Linked DNA regions of Homo sapiens: all the other regions are linked to region 1. A link is a contact called in ENCODE Hi-C or POLR2A ChIA-PET data. All regions are on one chromosome and are shown on one strand. Each heading gives the region's core, a stretch centred on a gene start or an enhancer-like site at or near the end of the contact. The rest is flanking DNA. Distances are from core to core; before and after follow the strand shown. Region 1 holds the start of TSEN15 (tRNA splicing endonuclease subunit 15). Region 2 holds the start of SWT1 (SWT1 RNA endoribonuclease homolog). Region 3 holds the start of LAMC1 (laminin subunit gamma 1).

What was found. Hi-C counts contacts between places; a loop is a spot of excess contacts on that map. ChIA-PET counts read pairs that join two places held with the same protein, here RNA polymerase II (POLR2A). Pooled maps may share reads with other maps.
Region 2: a map of CD8-positive, alpha-beta T cell shows a loop between it and region 1 (4-fold over the local background). The contact joins the promoter of SWT1 here to the promoter of TSEN15 in region 1. A Hi-C loop is called at or near these places in 4 of 168 maps with a recorded cell type or tissue (CD8-positive, alpha-beta T cell, OCI-LY7 and naive thymus-derived CD4-positive, alpha-beta T cell), 8 of 37 single-sample maps with no recorded cell type and 20 of 50 pooled maps. POLR2A ChIA-PET finds 5 or more read pairs at or near these places in 1 of 52 experiments (H1).
Region 3: a pooled map shows a loop between it and region 1 (5-fold over the local background). The contact joins the promoter of LAMC1 here to the promoter of TSEN15 in region 1. A Hi-C loop is called at or near these places in 2 of 37 single-sample maps with no recorded cell type and 8 of 50 pooled maps.

The regions. Positions count from the first base shown.
Region 1 is chr1:184,049,273-184,053,582 of GRCh38, forward strand. TSEN15 (tRNA splicing endonuclease subunit 15) reads left to right here and starts at 2,458. Exons shown (of 5, transcript NM_052965.4): 1 at 2,458-2,618. The coding sequence starts at 2,484. RefSeq lists enhancers at 1,377-2,312, 2,065-2,174, 2,235-2,364, 2,243-2,537.
Region 2 is chr1:185,155,264-185,159,573 of GRCh38, forward strand. It overlaps SWT1 (SWT1 RNA endoribonuclease homolog), which reads left to right and starts at 1,904. Exons shown (of 19, transcript NM_017673.7): 1 at 1,904-2,051. It overlaps TRMT1L (tRNA methyltransferase 1L), which reads right to left and starts at 1,690. Exons shown (of 15, transcript NM_030934.5): 1 at 1,215-1,690. The coding sequence starts at 1,449. RefSeq lists enhancers at 778-1,683, 1,527-1,636 and silencers at 1,187-1,436, 2,177-2,296.
Region 3 is chr1:183,021,414-183,025,723 of GRCh38, forward strand. It overlaps LAMC1 (laminin subunit gamma 1), which reads left to right and starts at 2,007. Exons shown (of 28, transcript NM_002293.4): 1 at 2,007-2,721. The coding sequence starts at 2,304. RefSeq lists enhancers at 704-1,259, 1,260-1,814, 2,370-2,923 and silencers at 1,326-1,715, 1,746-2,135, 2,186-2,255, 2,276-2,415.

The DNA.
Region 1 (4,310 bases), core at 1,208-3,707:
TCTTGAACATAAGCTGAAATTCTTCCCCTGCAGATGTTTGAGGCTGGTTCATATAGTCCCTAATCCCATTGGATATCCTTACTGATTTATAAAAGTTTCCCTCTACTCAGATTAGCATCAAAATACTCTTAATGCTTTTAAAAATGCCATCATATGAACTGATTTGGATCTTTAGGAGTCAGAGAGATTTATTCACTTCCAATCACTTGAATTCGTGTCAGTGTTTCATGCTTCAATGACCCAATTAATTTCAGTGCCATTTTCTTCTTTCGGGCTTAGCAGCTGCTTTGTGGTGGCAAAGGTTCATTCAAATGTAATGTATTTGAGGGCAACATATGAATCTTCATGTGTGGCTTTACATTTCATTCAATAATAGATGCCCTTCTTTTCCCTGTGTATGATGTGTTATTTCTTTTGATGCATTCAAGCTTTTCTCTTTATTTTTTTGACTTTCAATAGTTTTATTACAATGTAGACTTCTTTGTGTTTATTTTAGTTGCTATGTATTTAGCATTTTGTACTAGTAAATGTGTTTTTCATCAAATTTGGGGAAATTCTGGCCACCACTCTTTCTTCAAAAATTTTTTCTGTCCCTTTTTTTTTCTACTTCTGTTGTTTACATGCATGTTGGATTGTCTGACATGTAGCAAATCTCTGTTGGTCTACTCACTTTTTAAAGATAATTTTTCTCTTTGTTGTTTACTTTTAATAATTTCTATTGCTCTATCTTCAAGTTCCCTACTTTTTCTTTTGTAATTTTTTTTGGCTGTTAAATTCACCCAGTGAATTTTTTATTTCTAAAATTATAATTTTCAATTTTCAGAATTTCCATTTGGTTTTAAAAATCTTTTTTTTTCTTTTTCTTTGCTGAGATTTTCTATTTGTCTCCTGAGATTTTCATTCATTGAAAACATGTTTTACTTCATTGAGGATAGTTATAATAGTCACTTTAAAATCCTTATCTGTCAGTTTCAATATCTGATTCATCTCAGGGTTGATCTCTAGAGTATGCGATCCATTTCCTTGAATTTCATATGTCAGATAGTTTTGGATAGTACTCTGGACTTTGTGAGTGTTAAGTGGAGAGTCTGGATTCTATTATTCTTCTCTGATGAGTGTTATTTCCTTTGTATTAGTAGGTAATTTTCCCGGCTAGATTTTAACTGAAAACTCTCTCCCTTTTGGAGACAGCTCTGGTCTCAGTTCAGATCTTTTGTTTTTAACTGAGCTGCTGTGATTCTGTTTTGGGTGGTTCAGGATCTCTCAGAGATGTGGGTTGACAGTTTGGGGATCCACTCTCTGACTCCTTCCTTGGGATTTCTTAATCTCTTCAGAATTCAAAATTTTCTGTCTTCACTTTTCTGCTTCCCCAGACAAGAATAACTGATAAGTTTTATACATGCATCCCTGGTACTGCTGAGCCTGACTTCTGGACTGCACTTTGCCCCAAGCTAAATGCCAAAGAGAGGAGAATTTTCTTGTGGAGTTCTTGATCTTCAAGCAAGCTTGCCCTTCCTACCAGTCTGCTGTTCACATTCCAGTATATTCAGCTTTTTGTATTGTGTCCAAGTGTAGTTCCTGATCTTCAAGCAAGCTTGCCCTTCCTACCAGTCCACTATTCACATTCCAGTATATTCAGCTTTTTGCATTGTGTCCAAATTGTTTTCTGCTGGGGGATGGTCCACTAGGGTCTTAGTCTATCATGGTTGAAAACAGAAGTTATGTCCTGCCTGGGACTTTGGATTTTGAGTCACCCTTGTCCTGGTCAATGCGATAGCCTCCTAACCAGTCTCTGTTTGTGTCCTTGCTCCCTCCAGTCTATCCTCAACATATCAGTCAGAGTGATCCTATGAAAACGTCCAGGAGCCTCCAATAGCTTCCCATTTCACTCACAGTAAATTAAAAAATACTTAAAATGTGCTACTCTGCCTGTTTGAAACTCCTCATCCTTGGCTTCCAGATCACATGCTTATGCTAGTTTGTATCCTACCTTTCTGAACACTCGTTCAGCAACTCGTGTTTCCTCTAATCCTGAAACGTGGGTCCACCCTGAAAGTATGGTTCTACTTTAAAGTTCTATGTCAGGGCACTGAGTAAGGCCTTTCCCGTCCCCAGCAATCAGAAACCAGGACCCCACTGCTGAAGGCAAAGAGGACGTATGTATCCCCCAACTTTCTCAGAGAGTTATCGGCAGCACTGACTTAAAGAGGATTAAGAGCTTCAGGGCGCAGGCTACTCTTTAATATTTTTCACGTTAGAATTTGCTCAGATTTGAATAAACGCAGAGCGAAACTAGAGAGCGTTCGCGCAGGTTCTAGCTACCTTGGTCAGAAGGAGGGGCTGATGCAACTTTCCTCCCAGTTTCTGAGCCCTCTCGCACTGCAGCTGCGAGCCTCGGGGAAGCGGAACCCACAGGCGCGCGCGCCGCTGCTTCTGGCCGGGCGCGGGTCGTGGTGCACCACGGGAGCGCCGCACCGGCCGGCATGGAGGAGCGCGGCGATTCCGAGCCGACCCCCGGCTGCAGCGGCCTGGGTCCGGGCGGTGTTCGCGGCTTTGGCGACGGCGGTGGAGCTCCTTCGTGGGCCCCTGAGGACGCCTGGATGGGCACTCACCCTAAGGTCAGGAGGCGCGAGAGGAGCAGGGCGCCGTCCAGGCCCCTAACCCAGGCAGAACACTCCCAGGCAGCTCTCTTTCTTTCTTCCTCAGTGGGAGACTGAGGACGCGCGCCACCCTCACCGAGGGGGACCGGTGTGCACAACTGCCAGCCTCAGGCAGCATCGGTTTTGTTTGTTTAAACAAGTTGCACTATCTCAATCCCCCAGCCAAAGCCATTTTGGAACTGAGAGCCAGACAGTAACTCCGCCCCTCTCAAGCCGGAGATCCCTAATAAGCGCTCCACTAGTTTTGCTGTCTAGGTAAATCCCCTTTGGGGGATAAATTTATTTAATCCTCACGGTAACCATGCAAGACAATTTGTGGGCGATGGATAAGATCTAGGGGTCCATAGTGATAAAGATTTAAGCACAGTCACGTTTACACTTAGCCTTGGGCCCAGAATGCATCTTTATTTTGAAAAGGTGCAGATTCCTAATATTTCAGATTTCTTCGAAAGTTTGAATAGGTTCTTGCTCAAAGCAGAGCTACTCACATTTTGCGTGTATTTTTCTAGATTAGCAGCAGGCGAGATCAAGATAGTCCTCTGCTTACTTCTGCTTGAGACATTACTGCCTTGTACAAGTACGGTTCCAAGCAGTGAATAGACAGTGAATGGAGATGTGGGTTTTGTAAGAATCTCAAAAACTAGTCTCTACGGTACTTTAACAGAATTGCACTCTTCTGCTAGAGAGCAATAATTCATAATCATCTAAAAACAGCCAAGAAAAAATTTGAAGGTATAAGTTTGAAGAGTTAACCTTTTTCAGCTTCTCTTGCTTAATTTTATCTTCCTACTCTGTCCCCTTCATCCTCCCAAAAGGTGAGAAAAAGAAACAATAGCATGGAAATATTATTTAGTGCCCTTTTAGGGAAACAATAGCATGGAGAGGCAGCATATTGGTTAGGCGCATGAACTCAAAATCAGACTCAGTTTAAATCCTGATTCTGTCACTTATCAACCTTGTGATTTGGGACAAGTTGCTTGATCTTATTATGCCTTAGTTTCCTCACCTGAAAAATGGGGATATTAATAGTCCATACTTACTTATACGGTTGTTACAGGATTAAATTAATGAATATTTGTAAGCCATTCAACATACAGAAAGCACTATATAAGTACTTAATAAGCGAAACACCAGTAACAACTTTTTAAGACTTTATCTAGATTTGGTGGTGTTATTCAGTTTATATACTTGTAGATTGTTTTCTTTTTCAAGTTAATGGCTGTATACACCTTGACCATCAAATCTCCCCTTTTGATTTCTCTTCTTGAAGGATCAAATTAATTTTTAAAAGAAAAAGAACAAGTAATAAAATAATAGGGGGTATTTGTTTTTCCAATTTCACCTTTCTGTTAATTTAAAAATTATGTAGTTTCATCCAGTAAAATGGTACCAGATTTATTATCCCCAAACACACTTTTATTTTATTATTCTCCTGCTTAGAAATCCTCAGTGTTTCCATACTGATAAAATCACATGTTTAGCTTGACCACCAAAGCCTTGTAACCTGGCTCAAAATTATGTTTTGGGTGTTATTTTCAAAACATGTTTGAAGTCGACAACTAATTAACCCCTGTCCTCCTGAACCTGTACAGTTACAGTGAAGCTGATGGGAGAATGTGACTTTAGACCTGTCCCCATGCAGGTCTGCTA
Region 2 (4,310 bases), core at 654-3,153, 1.1 Mb after region 1:
TAATATAAACAAATACAACTTCGAAGTGAGGTAGGAGGCTACTTAGGAGGGTGGAACCCTCTCAGCTCCCCATGCCTCCCCGATCCCTACCCACTGTAGTTGAAGAAACAACTGGCCTTATTTTGTACCTACAAGCTCTGATCTTATATAATGAGAAGGGGCTTACCTGAAGCATTCTGACTTTTGTCTTTCCTGTGATTAGCCCTACTCTGAAATCTATAACAATTTGTATGTTGTTTCAAAACTGCAAAATAATCCTATCTATAACTATCTAACCTTTTATAAATATTAAACTCAAAACTGGCCTAGAAGTAGAAAAAATAATGAATTAAAGATTATTTTAAGTTCCAATTCAGAAAGCACATAAAGGTCAACTTATGACCACAAACTAAATGTTAAAAGAACTTAAATTATGTCTTTCTTAGACCTTACATTTTAAAATGTTAGAAGATCCTTAAGAAAGTGTTACTCATCAGTCTTTTAAATTCCTATATGGTCCAATAAACCACCACTTAGAAAACATGCAGGCACATTCAGAAGCACAATAATATGGGCCATTAATTCTCAACAGTCTATTTCTGATGGAATGGAGTACAAAACTCAATTGGTATTTATGTATGGGGGAAAACATCCGTAAATTTAGTCGACTCTTTCCTAAACTACTACTCAGCCTCAAAATCTTTTCGGAGGCAAGCTGCTAGCGGGGGAAAAGAAAACTGAAATGAGAAAAACTCATCTCCTTGTGGCTGTCGAAGCAGAAAAGCTAGTTGACAGTAATGGTTTAGAAATGTTGGCAGCTAGGATCTACTACCGTAAACAGGTTGCCTCGGTTACTATGTCACATTTGAAAGAACTTAGTTAACCATGGCAGACTGGACTGCGGGAAACTACCAAATTATGTGTAACTTCCTATTTTTGTACCTTAAAAAGACTCCCTTTTAAGAAAAAGCCCTTAACCTCATTATTTCCTTCTATCTGCAGCATTCCTGCTCTCCGCATATCCCTCACCGTGACATCCTCGAGGCTTATGAAGATGCCGTCTCCCATTCTGTAACCCTGCTTTAGCCGCTACACGGGCCCCTCTTTCCTCCCCACCATTTTCCTAAACCTGCCTTGCCCCATAAAAACCATCCCGGTGAAGGGCCTCCCCTACTTCCCAGCAAGGCGCACTTTCTCTCTTCTGCAGCAGAAAGATCTGGGCCTTCTGCACTTACTGCTTTTAGCCTCCTCAGGGGCAGAGGCTAGGGACGGGGACAGGGCCGGAGCCTGGGCCAGGGCAGGGGCTGGGGCTGGAGCCGAGGCCGGAGTCGGAGCCGAGTCCAGAGCCGAATCCGGGGCCGGAGCTGGGACCCCAGCCGAGTCCCGGGCCGGGGTCGGGACCTGGACCTGGGCCACCTCCACCTCCTCCTTCTCCAGGGGCAGCAGCTCCTCCTCCGCCATATTCTCCATAGTTACCGCCTCCGTGCCAAGCCCGCCCGGGGACCCGGAGCGGGGCTCACGGCGGGGTCAGAGAACTGACGTGAATGCCCACAGGGCTGGATCCAAGGAGTGGGGAAGCAAGTGGGGAGGGCGGGATGCGTGCAACAGACAAAAGATGAAGAACCAGTGACCAAATCCTGTTAGTAGAAAACAGAAAGCCAGAGGCAGCGATTCCAGATGCCCGTCCGCTTCCCTTTCCCCGAGGCGTTACGACGCCACCACAAACTGCGCAGAAGCGTACTGGGGACGGCGTCCAATTGGGTAAGAGGGTTCGGTTTCTACGGTGCGTCTCCGGCCCACCGGCCAACCACCAAACCGAACAAAGACTACAGCACCCAGGATACACTGCGCAGTCTGGGGGCGGGGCCGGAGTTCAAGCCTCGGAGGAAGTAAATGCAAATCTAAGCGAGCGCTGTGGGGCGGTGAGTAGGTAGTGCGGATGCGGGCGCAGAACTACGTTTCCCAGCAGGCATACAGTTGGTGGGGCGGGGTGTGTGTGTGTGTTGGGAGGCGGGGGTCCCTCTCCTTTGGCTTGGGGCTCCGGAGTTGCCACTGCCGCCGGCGCTGGTAAGGTAGGAACTGCGGGGTGCGTTGACGTTTTGCTGGGCAGGTTCCCCCTCGTCCCCCGCCCCAAGTATACTGGCGGGCGGGCGGCCGGCCGGACTGGGGACTCAGGAGTCACACGGACCTGGGCGGGGCGACTCTGTGGGCGGGTCCGGGGACGAGCCAGCTCCGTGGAGGGTGTGGTTCTGGCCCGGCTTGCCTCCGGGGCTGCCCCTTGCCCGGTGTTGGGGTCTGGTCGGTTCGTGCGGAGCCCGCGGGCCCGCGGCGGTTTACTAGCAGCTGACGAGCTTGCCTGTCCATCCAGCTGACTTGGAATTAGGGTCTGTTCTTCATTTCGCACCCTCACCTACACCGTGACCCGAACACTCTTTTCCTTTGTTTTTATTTTTGCTTTAGTCTTCATGTTGCCAGTATCAGCAGTTCTGCGGTGTGGCCAGTGGATAGAAATTAGTTGTTTTGCTCTATTTTGCTTTGTTTTCAGGCTTTTAATAACCAGAGCTCTGAGTGGGTAGAGCTTCGGGGCATTTAATTTTGATGCGTTTCAGATCCCCAAAACATATGCTAGCGAGTCCCCTGTCCCCCGTACTTCTCTCCCCTTCACTCTTAGTGCCTACTTGACATTCGAGCCTTTCTTGTTTCTTTCTTCTGTCCCCCCGCGATAAATCCACTGGGACAGAAAGGAGAAAAACGTGAACTTTCTGGCTGCCCTGCTTGGGCTTGGTCCGAACCTTCTAGGCATCAGGGCAGGAGAGGGAAGCCCAATTTAGTCTCAAGAACAAGACGCGCGCTTCCAGTTAGCTTTTCTTAGTTAATTAAGTTGATAAACGCCAATCTTCTTGGTCTATTTGTTTCCTACTTGTTTCAGAACCCCGGGGAAGAGATAGCATGATTATTTGGCACTTTGAAGCACTAACTGGAAATTAACTCCTCCCCCTATAGTTAAGAAGTATATATCTGGAGGGGTGTGTGTGTGTGTTTAACCTCTCCCCAGTTTAATGGGAACAGATTATCCCTGTGGAGCTTCTGTGAGTTATAGTCCTAAATCCCTTTTACTGATCGTCCCGTACAGCTTTTATCTAGTATTCCTGAATGTGTAGTTGACTCATGGCTCAACAGTCAATTAAAAATGGGATAACACTGACTATAACTTACAGAAATGCTAACTATATCTGTGCATCATCCAATAATTCTTGTTCTCATTTCTTTTTTTTTTTTTTACTGTCGTTCATGATGATTTTTTATTTCTAAATGACTAGATGGTTAACTGAAAGCTAGATTCAGTATGTTAATGTCATTTAACACCAGCTGGAAACCAGATTAAAAGGGTCAGATTTTAGTGTCTGGATTCTGTGGGAATTTTTGTAAGAATTTCTAAGCATGGTCTGTGCTTGTAAGACATCCTGAAGAAGGAATCGTCAATGTTTGAAGAATTAAATAATGTTATTCATCTATTGCTACTGCATAAGTTATACCAAAACATAGTAGCTTAAAACAACAGTAAACATTTATTACTCCACAGTTTCTGTGGGTCAGGAACTCAGAAATGACTTTCTGGGTTGATCTGGCTTTGGGTCTCCTGAGGTTGCAGTGAAGATATGTGCCAGGGCTGCTGTCATGTCACTTGATTAGGGGTGCAGGATCATCAGCTTCAAAGGTAACACACTCACATGCCTGGCTGTTAGTTGGTTCTGGTTGTTGGCAAGATGCCAGTAGTTCTTCCCTTGCGAGCCTTTCCATGGGCTGTTTGAGTGTCCTCATGACACTCTGACTTTCCCTAGAGTGAGCAGTCCAAGACAGAACAAGGCAGACGTCATGATATCTTATATGATTTAGCCACATACCACTATGTAGCAGTAATATCTTATTGATTACACAGGTCAGCCTTATTCATTGTGGTAGCAGATTACATTAAGTGCATGATTACCAAGCATCAGGAATCATCAGGAGCCATCTTGAAGACTGGCCAGCACATGAAGTCTCCCCTCATTTATGTTTTGATTTGCATAAAATCAATAGGAATTTCACACTAGTATGAATATACAACATTTGTCCGAATAAACATAAACATAAGTGTTTTTCTGGGATAGTCCACAATACTGTCATCCACTAACAGTATTGACTTGGTCCACAGCAGGGCTGGAAAAGTGAGACGGGGATGGGAGGTGGACAGAGGAACTACAGTGAGTGAATTGGAAGTGGTTCAGAATGAAAGAGTTAATATTCCAAGGAAGAAGAATTCACTCATTTATTCACTCAGTAGGCATTTA
Region 3 (4,310 bases), core at 757-3,256, 1.0 Mb before region 1:
TCACTGTGACACATTTCCATAAGCAAGAGAATTGAGAGATTAATTCAAGGTCTCTTTATGTGCTTTACAAATATCAGATAAGCTCTGGTAATTAAGTTACGGAAAATTCGCATAAGTAATATCTTGATGTTAGTCTTGGACATTAGGACTCAAAAGGCAGCAATGACAAACCCATTTATGTTGATTTCACAGCCTTTGGGGGTCTCCTTGTCTTTATTTTGATTGTTGGAAATAGAGACCCACGCTTTGGCCACTATATAACAAAGTACTAAAAATGTATAATAATGCAAATTCACTAATATGTTTATTAAAATATAAACAAGTTTATTACAAATCTGTAGCTTTATTCACAACTAACATCCTTATTTTTGTCCTATATGCCCACGTTTGTCCTCAAGTACAACGAAGGACTGAGAGAGCATATAATCCCCTCTAGGTGTAAATGAACGTATTTATTTCGCTTCAACTCATGTATGAAAGGATTAAAAAATTATTAGTCCCCACAACTTAATTCTCCCAAAGAGAAGGTGCCAAGAATGAGGCACCTTTAGCCATGCATAATCTCCACCCATCTCATCAAATAAACGGAACAGTGATGAACATAACTTGCTAAGTAAGCTCAGCCGTGTAACAAGACCCTAGATTCCCCTCCCTTCTTCATCCTACCAGAACATTATCCTTAAGGTTTTCCTAATCAGCAGTCTGCGTCTAACTAACCCTAACTATCCAGAGTCACCTAACATATACTTATTTCCTTGTTTCAGATTCCCATTACGCCTATCTTAATGGGACAACTGGGTCCGAAATTATGCATGTGTTTTTTTGTTTTGTTTTTGCGGTGTACTTATTATCCGCACTTTATCATTAAATTCCTGAAAAGCTAGAACAAAACAAATCCGTGTCATTCACTATGTGCATCCTCTCTGCTTGGGGACGCCAAGGGTTTCAAGCTGCTGCCTCCCTGCCCTGGTCTCTGCTTGCCGTATCCAGCACTGGGTAAGCGCCCAGGTTCTGCTCCGGGACTAAAACTCATGATCTTCTGGCTCAGGTTCTGTGAACTGAGTCATTCTGGCACTGAGAATATTCCGTGACTCAGCAGGCCCGAAAAGGAGGATGTCAGAATCCACATAATTTCGAGTCTTTTAAAGGCAAGCCGAGGAACACAAACAACACAGTGGAAGAATTTCGCAGTGGGTCGTGCGTACCCAAGGGAAAAATTCATTCCATTCCCAGCCTTTTCACTTCCTTCCTTGCCCCGGTAAAACGACTGGTTACACTTTAAATCAGCGGCAGGAAATCGCTTCACGAAACTCATCTGGCTGCTGCGACCAGGCCCTTCTGATTCTCCAGGGACCGTGTCGGCCCCATGAACGCCCCGGGACCTCTGTTCGGGAGGGGCTGGAGCGGGGCCCCGGGCAGCAGCGGGCGCTCCCGGTTCGGACCCACACCTGGCCGGGCGGGGACCCTCTTGCCGCAGCCCAAATTGGCGCGAGGCCCCAGGGACGACCCCGAGCGACCTCCTGACCCGGCATCGCCCCTCTAAGGCGCCCTCCCCCGACTCCTCCCGCAATCCGGAGTCTCCCAGGCCGCGGAGCCCAAGGACCCCAGCGACTCCCGCGCGGGGAGCGGGTCTGCGAGGCCGCCCTTCCCTCCCGGCATGCACCACCCAGCCGCCCTCCCCTCCCCTCCTCTCCTCTCCCCTCCCCTCCTCTCCCCTCCTCTCCCCTCCCCTCCCCCAACCCCCTCCCCCGGCTCCCCGCCCACCTCGCGCGCCCCTCCCCCCGGGTCGCGCGCCGCGGGCCCGAGCGCGAGACGCCGCTGCTCCCGCCCCCGCCGCCTCCTGGAGTCGCCGGGGCGGACGCGCAGTCCATGGGGCGCGGTGGGCCGGGGAGTTGCCCCAGGGGCCGCGGGAGTTGCTGAGAGGAGACAGGGTTGGGCTTTCTCCTCGCCCAGACCCCACCCCACCCTGCCGACCCCACCCCCTGCTCCTTCCTCCCCGGGGGCGCGCACTCGGGCACGCGCTCGGAAGTCGGGGGTCGGCGCGGAGTGCAGGCTGCTCCCGGGGTAGGTGAGGGAAGCGCGGAGGCGGCGCGCGGGGGCAGTGGTCGGCGAGCAGCGCGGTCCTCGCTAGGGGCGCCCACCCGTCAGTCTCTCCGGCGCGAGCCGCCGCCACCGCCCGCGCCGGAGTCAGGCCCCTGGGCCCCCAGGCTCAAGCAGCGAAGCGGCCTCCGGGGGACGCCGCTAGGCGAGAGGAACGCGCCGGTGCCCTTGCCTTCGCCGTGACCCAGCGTGCGGGCGGCGGGATGAGAGGGAGCCATCGGGCCGCGCCGGCCCTGCGGCCCCGGGGGCGGCTCTGGCCCGTGCTGGCCGTGCTGGCGGCGGCCGCCGCGGCGGGCTGTGCCCAGGCAGCCATGGACGAGTGCACGGACGAGGGCGGGCGGCCGCAGCGCTGCATGCCCGAGTTCGTCAACGCCGCCTTCAACGTGACTGTGGTGGCCACCAACACGTGTGGGACTCCGCCCGAGGAATACTGTGTGCAGACCGGGGTGACCGGGGTCACCAAGTCCTGTCACCTGTGCGACGCCGGGCAGCCCCACCTGCAGCACGGGGCAGCCTTCCTGACCGACTACAACAACCAGGCCGACACCACCTGGTGGCAAAGCCAGACCATGCTGGCCGGGGTGCAGTACCCCAGCTCCATCAACCTCACGCTGCACCTGGGTAAGCGGTGACAGCCCCGTCCCCTGCTACTGCTCGCCAGCAGCCCAGCTCCCGGACCGGCTCCGTCCCAGTGGCCGGCCTCACGGGCGCAGACGGCCGCGTGTTTGCTCTCTGTTCCCCGGCATGGGCCACACAGAAACTCCTTTCTCCAACTTCTTAAATAGATACTGCTTTTAACATCCCGTGAGGGCCAGGATGTTCCGCACGAGTCTCTCTGCTTTCCTGTTCTTTCTGACTTAACGGGATTCTGGCTCTCTGATTATTCTGCATTTCGGCTGTTAGGATTGTGATTTCCCCCTTTTTTTTCTGAAGCGTTAATCAGAAACTCCCATCCCCACTTTTCTCTTTGCTAGCAAGGTCATCACAGCGCATTCTTGGATCGGAAACAAGAAGGTCCGCCTTAAACACTTTCGCCTTTAAAATGTTTAGATGTCCTTCCAGGGCTGAGGGTGATTGCTCTGTTGAGTTAAGGGGGAATTTGAGGGGAGCAAATGCCTTCGCTGCCTATATTGCCTATGTGTAATTAAAACATAAATTCACTTTTGAAGTTATTGTTCTTTATAGCTGCTCAGCCTTAATTAAGAACCACAAAGCGATTTGACTGCTAATCCTGGTGCAGAATGAACAAAAGGAAGTGCACTCACTGTAATTGCTGGGCATAGCCTTGTCCCTGGGTAAAAAGGCTCTCCTTTACTGTCTTCCCTTTTGCTTTCATTCAAAGCAACTGTAGAAACACGTGTAAGTGATGTTTCAGAAATCAGGAAAGGGATGTGTAGAAAACTTCATGGCAGGGCAGTGGATTGAGGATGGACATATGTATCTGGAAGCACCAAAAATAATGTTCGGTCTAGCTAAGGTTTTCTTCATCATTGAGATACGTAAATAGGCAGAAAGTTTCATTATTGTGTTTAACAGAGGAATCTATGTGTGAGAAACACGTTTGACTTAACACTTCACTCCCCATTGCCTTGGAAGGCTTGATTATTACCAGTAGCTGGTACTAATGAACTTCCAGAGAGAACAGACTGCCTCAAGCCATTCTTCTGTCAAGGGAGGGTAATTTTGTAAGGCTAATATCACTTAGGGGTGTTGGAAAGGAACATGTTGTAGGCAAATGGTTCTTTTGATCATGATTTTGCTGCTCTCCGGTACACTAAACTTTATGTAAGTATCAGGATTCCAGAGAAAGAATTGGACTTAACAAAAAGTACTTTGAAAAGTGGGATTAAATTATTGTGTGTGGAATAAGTGTTAGAAAAGCAGAATTATTTAACATCTTATTTGCAGTTGAGTCATTAAACAAATGAAACATTTTGAAAATAATTTCATAAAATGATACTATGAGGTATCTGTTTTTCAGGGATTGAAGAAGTAAAGTGCACTGAGTTCAGTTTTTTAAAGGTGCCTTTCTGAAGACATAGCTAGTGACCGAGGATTTCCTAAGATCTGTGAGATTGCTCTTTATTTTCTCCTGTTATATTTTTTAAGTTGGCCAAAATTATTTTTGAAATGTGTATCTAAGTATTTCTGTTTAACTTTTGACTTGTTAAAGTTTCTGTGTTCAAGTTTGAATACTCTTGAAGTCTTAT